Linked DNA regions of Homo sapiens: region 2 is linked to region 1. A link is a contact called in ENCODE Hi-C data. All regions are on one chromosome and are shown on one strand. Each heading gives the region's core, a stretch centred on a gene start or an enhancer-like site at or near the end of the contact. The rest is flanking DNA. Distances are from core to core; before and after follow the strand shown. Region 1 holds the start of LINC01506 (long intergenic non-protein coding RNA 1506). Region 2 overlaps TRPM3 (transient receptor potential cation channel subfamily M member 3).

The links. A loop is a pair of places that touch in the nucleus more often than their neighbours do. Pooled maps may share reads with other maps.
Region 2: a loop to region 1 is called in a map with no recorded cell type, with 17 times the contacts of the local background. The contact joins the enhancer-like site here to the promoter of LINC01506 in region 1. A Hi-C loop is called at or near these places in 6 of 37 single-sample maps with no recorded cell type and 4 of 50 pooled maps.

The regions. Positions count from the first base shown.
Region 1 is chr9:68,545,352-68,548,932 of GRCh38, reverse strand. LINC01506 (long intergenic non-protein coding RNA 1506) reads left to right here and starts at 2,331. Exons shown (of 4, transcript NR_109769.1): 1 at 2,331-2,374; 2 at 3,097-3,216; 3 at 3,309-3,432. All of the region lies in intron 2 of TMEM252-DT (TMEM252 divergent transcript), which reads right to left.
Region 2 is chr9:70,556,653-70,560,233 of GRCh38, reverse strand. The region is part of intron 22 of TRPM3 (transient receptor potential cation channel subfamily M member 3); the gene reads left to right. Among named protein-coding and RNA genes, the nearest start is that of KLF9, 140 kb to the right of the region's middle. Within about 2 kb of position 2,058, at least 2 of the 41 ENCODE cell types and tissues checked have a DNase peak (open chromatin) inside an H3K27ac peak, as active enhancers do.

The DNA.
Region 1 (3,581 bases), core at 1,082-3,581:
AATTGAAGTTTACCATAAAGAAATGATGCCAAGGATATCCCCCCTTCTGCCCAGGAGTTAGAAAGCCTGAAAGAGTATTGCTCTCATCTAACAACCAGAAAATGCCTGACAACCTACAAAATCATAATATTTCTTGACTCCATCAGGGAGCTGAGGTTACAGGGCAAGTGAATAGCTTCAATCTAAGGAAAGACAGGAGCCTCCAATGGAAGCCGGGACACAAGCCCTGGCTCTCCTATGACAGGGCCCAGGTATAAGAGACACAAATGTCATACAAGATCGTAAGAATAATTCAGCTGAAGTTTTTAACTAATTGTTAGATGCCAAATGTGGGCTAATGTGGGAGTACAGAAACACTAGGAGCTGTAGACACGATGGGGGTTTGCACCCACTTCTGGGCTCTTCTCCAGTGGATCTCCACCCAGCTGCTGCAGGAAATTGTCAAGCCCCAGCTGGACTCTGTTGAGCTGCTAGAGTCGGGAGGTGGCAAACCCTCCTTCCCCCAGGGCACAGGCGAAACCCATGTGGCTGGAAAAAGTGAAAAGAAAAAGCCCTCTGTAAGGGAGGATCAGGGAACTATCCTGAGGTCAGATTGTTAGAGGAAACTAATGCTGGAGAAAGAGTAGGTTCACTGAGAAAGCCCCAGTCTCCAACACCAGGATCTTAAGGCCTGCATAAGACTAAGGTGGATCAAGACAACAGAGAAACCCCCTCCCCCTACCACCCAGCTAGCAAGCATCAGGTAATAAGCATAGTCTGCTGCTGAAAAAATAGGCAAGAGTATGAAGACCCACCCCACTCAGGTGCGAGTACTCAGTGAAGGTCTAAAATTGAGGATAGAGGAGGAACATTGAAAAAAACCCTTCAGCAAGCCATCCCTCACCCCAAGCACCAGTTAATACCAGAGGAATTTGAAGCCAGTAGTGCACTGAAGGGAACCATAATAACAACAAAACCCAAACTCAGCCCAAATCTTGACTAGATTTGCTCAACTCCCTACACCGAGAGGTGAGCAATGGCAGAGTTGTGCCCATGTTCAGGCATGGCATATCTACTGTTTATCTCAGTCTCTACTATCCTACACACAGTACCTAGCAGTCAATAAAAAATTACAAGGAAAAAAAAGTAAGAGAAAAAAAGGTCTTGGACCCAGTGGTTTTATGAGGGAGTTCTACTAAATCTTTGAGCAACACATATTTTGCTATCACTTAAGTTATTCAAGAGTATTAAAACTAGGAAGTGGAGAAAAGGGAAACAGAATATTACAGAGAATTTCATAAAGTGGGCACAGAAACTGCTTCCTATTTACAAGTCCCTGCCCATCATGCCAGGTGGTGTCAATGCAGGCAGTCAGATTCTGCCCTGGCTTGAGGCTTCTGCTCTGATCCAAAGTGGCCATGGAAGTGTGGTCTTTTCAGTTTTCCAAGGATCCCCAAAGAAATTAAATTTGTTCTGGCTTATTTGTGGATTAAATTGACCTCCCTCTAGAACAAAATTTATCTTTCTGTTTGGCCAATAGACAGGACCAAATTTCCTCACCACAACTTTATTTACAGAAACAGGCTGCTGCCCCATGAGCCATATTCTGCCAATTAGATTTTTTAAAACATTGCTGGAAAATATGATTTTTCTTGATTACTAAGTTCCACCCTCCCCACCCCCTATAACCCCCAACAAATTTTGCACTTTAGGCAACTGCCCCATAGTTCCACCTAGTCCTGGTCTCCACAGAGTCCCCTGGCCCAGAGACCCACTAGGTTCCACCCAGGGTGAGTGGGGCCTCACGTGCTGCTCTCACATCAGCTTACCTTACTGTGCCATGCACTTTGTGAGAAGCTGTTCTTTGCCAACCAAAAAAAAGCCTTCATATAAATCTTCTCCTGAGTGGGGGAAGAGGAGGGAGGGTGGACAGTTTCAAAAGCAAAGAAAACAAGAATGGAAAAGAGGAGGAAGTGGCCAGTGCTCAGTGAACCCTCAAGTGTGAAAGGCTAATCCAGAAATCACTCAGTAATCACCACCGTGAAATCAGGCAGGGCTGACATCTCTTGCTACGCCTATGCGCCCCTTCCCTGCCTCCCACAAAGCCTCACTTCCTAAACCAAAGTGACCTTCTGAAATCTGGCCAGTCTGCCTCAGCTCTTGGCCCCATGTCCCTCCTATGCAACAGCTTCTACACACCATTAGTTTCCTTCCAAAGTCCCCACTGACTTCTCATTCACAGCAATGCTCTTCCTGTTTTCGAAACAAGGGTATTGGCCCATGTGCCTGGTAAACAGAAACTAGAGTGCATAGGGCTGTGAGAAGTTCTAAGGCATTTGTGTATTGCACCGGAGACTGAAAGAAGGGTGAGGTTTTGGGGGCTCTGATGTGCAAGGTAAGGCACTCAGTGTTCAGAACAATCCTCATGGATCTGTCATGCTCAAAGGAACAGTGTTGAAAGAGTGATTATGGTTTAAGATAATTTGGCTGTCAACCAAATAACATGTTGTTGCTTACTGCTATGTCAGACACTTCTGCTGATTGGTGAATTTTTTTTTTAATTTATTTTTATTTTTTTATTTTTCGAGATGGAGTCTCTCTTAGTCGCCCAGGCTAGAGTGCAGTAGTGCGATCTTGGCTCACTGCAAGCTCCGCCTCCCGGGTTCAAGCCATTCTCCTGCCTCAGCCTGCTGAGTAGCTGGGACTACAGGTGCCCACCACCACGCCCGGCTAATGTTTTTTGTATTTTTAGTAGAGATGGGGTTTCACCATGTTAGCCAGGGTGGTCTCTATCTCCTGACCTCGTGATCTGCCCATCTCGGCCTCCCAAAGTGCTGGGATTACAGGCATGAGCCACCGCACCCGGCCTGATGGGTGAATTTTTAAGAGGAAGAATAATAAGCAAATAGACTAGTTTAAAAGCAAGGTATCATTTCCTTGGTGGATCTCTTGAGAAGGAGATGGAAACAGTGATGGGGGACTTTGGCTTGGCCTCCACTGAGTCCCAGAACTTTTCTCTCTAGAGGTGTGAACCATACCCCTCCAGCGTATCCATTTTCCCATCAGTTTCATACTGTCTGTGAACTTTGGTGAATCATCAGTCTCTCTCTTCTGCAGTGTTGCCACCTTTAAATGGCCCCTTACTCTCATAATCAGTGCTGAGTAGTGGCAAGGGGGAGAAAATGGAAAAGTTGGCATGGGAGAGAAGGCAGATCCAGAAGATAGGATACAGCTCAGGTAAAGGGCCAAAGGTCTCCTGAAATGACTCTTCAAGGCAACTTCTTAGTGTTTGACTGCCTCTTTCTTACATTCTTTTTATTTTGCCCCAGCCCTGAGAATGTGGCCTGATTTTCTCTTCTGTTATTACAACTGCTCTTCTGCTTGAGTTTCTTCTACACCTTCAAGATGGCTGAAGAACAAGACGCTTTCTCTCCATGTCTATGCTGTTTCACTGTGAGTAAAGCAAGTGTACATCTGCTTTCATTTCTTTTTTTCAAAAATGTTATTACTACTAGTGAGTGTGGGGAAAGAGGGCATACTGCAACATAAATAGGAGGGAAACTGCAAGTAATAAAAATTGTTTAAAATTACAAGTAATTGGT
Region 2 (3,581 bases), core at 809-3,308, 2.0 Mb before region 1:
ATCCCCTTATTAGCTGTGTGGTCTTTGGTAAGGCATTTCACCCCTCGGCACATGTTTCCTCAGCTGTAAAACAAGGACAATGCGTTTCTTACAGAACTGGTAAGAAGATGAAACACAATGGCCAATGTAATGTGCCCAGCATGGAGATTGCCACATAATATGCTTTCCACAGATGTTTATTCCCAAATCTCCACTCTCCTTCACTTTTGACGATCCCACATAAGGAAAAAACTAGGACCAGGATTTTCTGGGAAAGCACCATTTTTAAAGCTATCTTTTAAAATACACAGGGGGCAGGGTCCTCAGGTCCAGGATGTATGTGGGGGAATTCCACAGCCCTCTCAGGATGGTCCCTCGTCACAAGTATCAGTGTCTGAAATAAGTAGGATGTCCTATTCTGACCCTTTTTGGTTCCTGGGCAACTGTGAGGTGGTATAGGGCAGGTACTGGCCAGGCCATGTGGGCTTGAGGAGGCTCCTGAAAAGAAGAATGTCACTGATCTTTCACCCCAGACCTCACATTCCCATTTCTACTGGGACTGAGAGAAAGGTCCCTTCTCTTGCGTCAATTTCAGTTGGTTGGTGTGCTTTCAGGAGTTTTGTCTTGAGAAGGTTTCCAAGGTCACATCTTGGCTCAGAGGGAAAAAACATCAAGATTAATTGGCAACGTCTGTCATGGATGCAAGATGGGGTATTGTTGGTTTGCCATGGAGATTTACACAACAGCATCTAGAGGGAGATTTTCTATAGCTTTTGTCAAAGACCAGACCTATTGCTTTAACCTTGGCAATTACCAAAAACCAAAAACCAAAAAATCTATTTTTTCCCTCTGTCAGTTTTTTGCTCTCACAGGAGCCACCCTATATTGACAGGTCATGATGATACTTGTTGAGGTCTTGACATAAACAGGAAAATAGACACCCAGTGAAATAGAGGAGCTGTAACTCACAGAATGTGGCCTGACATTGCAGGTCACATGTGCAGTGTGTGACATCCATGTCTGCAGGCATTCAGCCATTGTTTATTGAGCACCTACTATGTGCCAGGTAGTGTTCTAGAGGCTGTTTAGTGAACAAGAGAGACAAAAATCTTGCCCTGTGAGGCTTATATTCCAGCAAGGGATGTCATTGACTTGTTATTATAAAAGTTTATGTATGAAAAACATTTCAACCATTGGAAGGCTGTGCTCCAAAACCCCCCACAACATCTATAGGGAGGGCTTTCTTACTATCATCCATGTACTTTGGCAGAATTCTACCTGAACAACCTGTTAATTTGTTCCAGAGCCCAATCATCTATTTCTACTTATTAATGCATAGTTAACACAAATAGCATTTCCAGGCTTCTGCCATGTGATGTGTCAATGTGACCCCCATAAGTAAACCATAGAGAATCTGAATCTCCAAATGTTTGATCCCTTCTAATTTGCCACTGCTGCATAGATGTAGCCTTCCCATTCTGTACCTGCACGTGACTTTGAGGCCCTACGACTTAATCTTAAGCTATGACCAGCTTCTAGAATAAGTTTTCTTCACTTTAACTTTGGCCAGGTGCTTGGCCAAAGTTTCCCAGCTGCATTAATCCTACAGGTTTGATAATAGGTCTAATCTGTGTCATTAGTTTCTGAGTCAAAGATCCCACTTGGACAAAATTCGAGCTTTATCAGTATAGGCCCTTTACTTTATACTTTGGGGAAGAAGGGGAGCAGCATGGCCTCTGGCTCCTGGCAATAATTCAACCTTGGTATCAGATCAGGTTTTACATCCCGCATTGCTCCTTCCAATCTTTCCATGCCATTCCAAGACTCCAAATGCAGTCTCTCAGCAATGAGGTGCCCAAAATATGAACATCTCTTATTACTGGCTTGTGGACAAGGGCTAGAGGTGGGGGTAATTGTATCAGTCAAGACTAATTACAAGTAACAGAAACCCAATTGAAATCGACTTAAGAAAAAGAATCGCATGGTTTTTATGACTATAGAAGGCTGGTTTTAGGCATGGCTGAGCCAGGAATCAGTTTCTGTTCTCTGTGATAGAGTCACTCTTGGGCAGGCCTTCTCTACTTGGTAGCCTTACGTTGTATTGTGAAAAGAGAACTTCTCTTTTATACTAGTTTCAACAAAAGTTCCAAGGCTGATGCTTATTGAGCTGATTGATCAGGTGTGGGTCACATGTCCATCCCTGAACCGATCACTGCAATCAGGGAATAAAATACACTGATTAACCTTCTCCTAGATTTGGCATTGAAGTTCATTTCACCCGTACTTCATGGACTGAGACTGGACAAGGGGTGGTTCCACAAAAGGAAACTAGGATGGGGAAATATACACTGGGCAGTTGGAACCAGTCAATATCCACTAGAAGGACTCTGTACTGACTGTCACCATGAAAGAGGGAGGTGACAACATGCCACTTGGTATGGAGGTGGTACTGACCATGCATTTGCCTCTTGCAAAAGGACTGAGAGAAAAGCCACCCAAATGTCAGGTCCCAAAAGCAAGGAAGGAGGAGGCCCAGGGGAAGTCACCAGCCTACGTTTCCTAAACATCCACCCATGTGCCATCTTGGGTGCATGTCCCGGGGGCATTTCTCTGGGAACATAAATCTCCAGATACTGGTTGGTGCTATATGACATTCCAGATAATTTATTCCCCATCCTGGAATCTGCTGCTTATCAGGGTTTTAAGGCACCAGTTCATCTTCATCAGTGGTAGACATCTGTAAGCTTGAGTCATAGCACTTTTTAGGTTGGTAACTACCCAGAACAAGGACATCATTAGAAACCATTATAGAACAACATTTTGCATTAACTGCTGCATATAATGCTCTTTCTTTGCTGATATTACCAAATGAAGGCTATTTCTTAACTATTCATTTTTACCATCATCATCATGGTAACAAGGATCATCTAATTCACGGATATTGCCGTTACTGCTGTAGAAACTAGATAATGTTCCTCAGGCTGGTCCTGACTACCAGACTGCTCTGTATGGCCAGGCTAGAGGGACTATCACAGTTCAAATGTGAGTGCTTCCTCAGAAACCCCATCCAAGCTCATATCACACAATAATGCAAAGCTTTGTACCCTTTCTATGTCTCTACCAAATTACAAGTTCTTTAAGAACAGGAAGCATCTCTCTAATTCCCAATATACCCTGTATTCAGCATATTATAACCACTGAATACATGTTTGTAGAGTAAGCGCTATTCTTAGTGATTGCAAAACAAAGGGGAATAAAACATAGTTCCTGAGAAGCTCAAAGTCTATCAATTACAGAAATAAAAATACCAATCATGACTCAGCTAATGTTCATTGAGTGCTATGTGCTAGATACTGAACTACATACTTTGCATGCATTATCTTGTGTAATGATCTTGACAGTACATTACTTGACAGTAATATACCATTATTACTCCCATTTTACAGATGAAGAAGCTAAAGTTTATGGACAAAGCTAAAGTCAGATCATTTGAAAATGGCAGAGTCAGGGTTTTGAGGGGGGTTTTTGTTTTTGAGACAGGGTCTTGCTGTGTCACCAAGGCTAGAGTCCAGTGACACGATCTCAGCTCACTGCAACCTCCA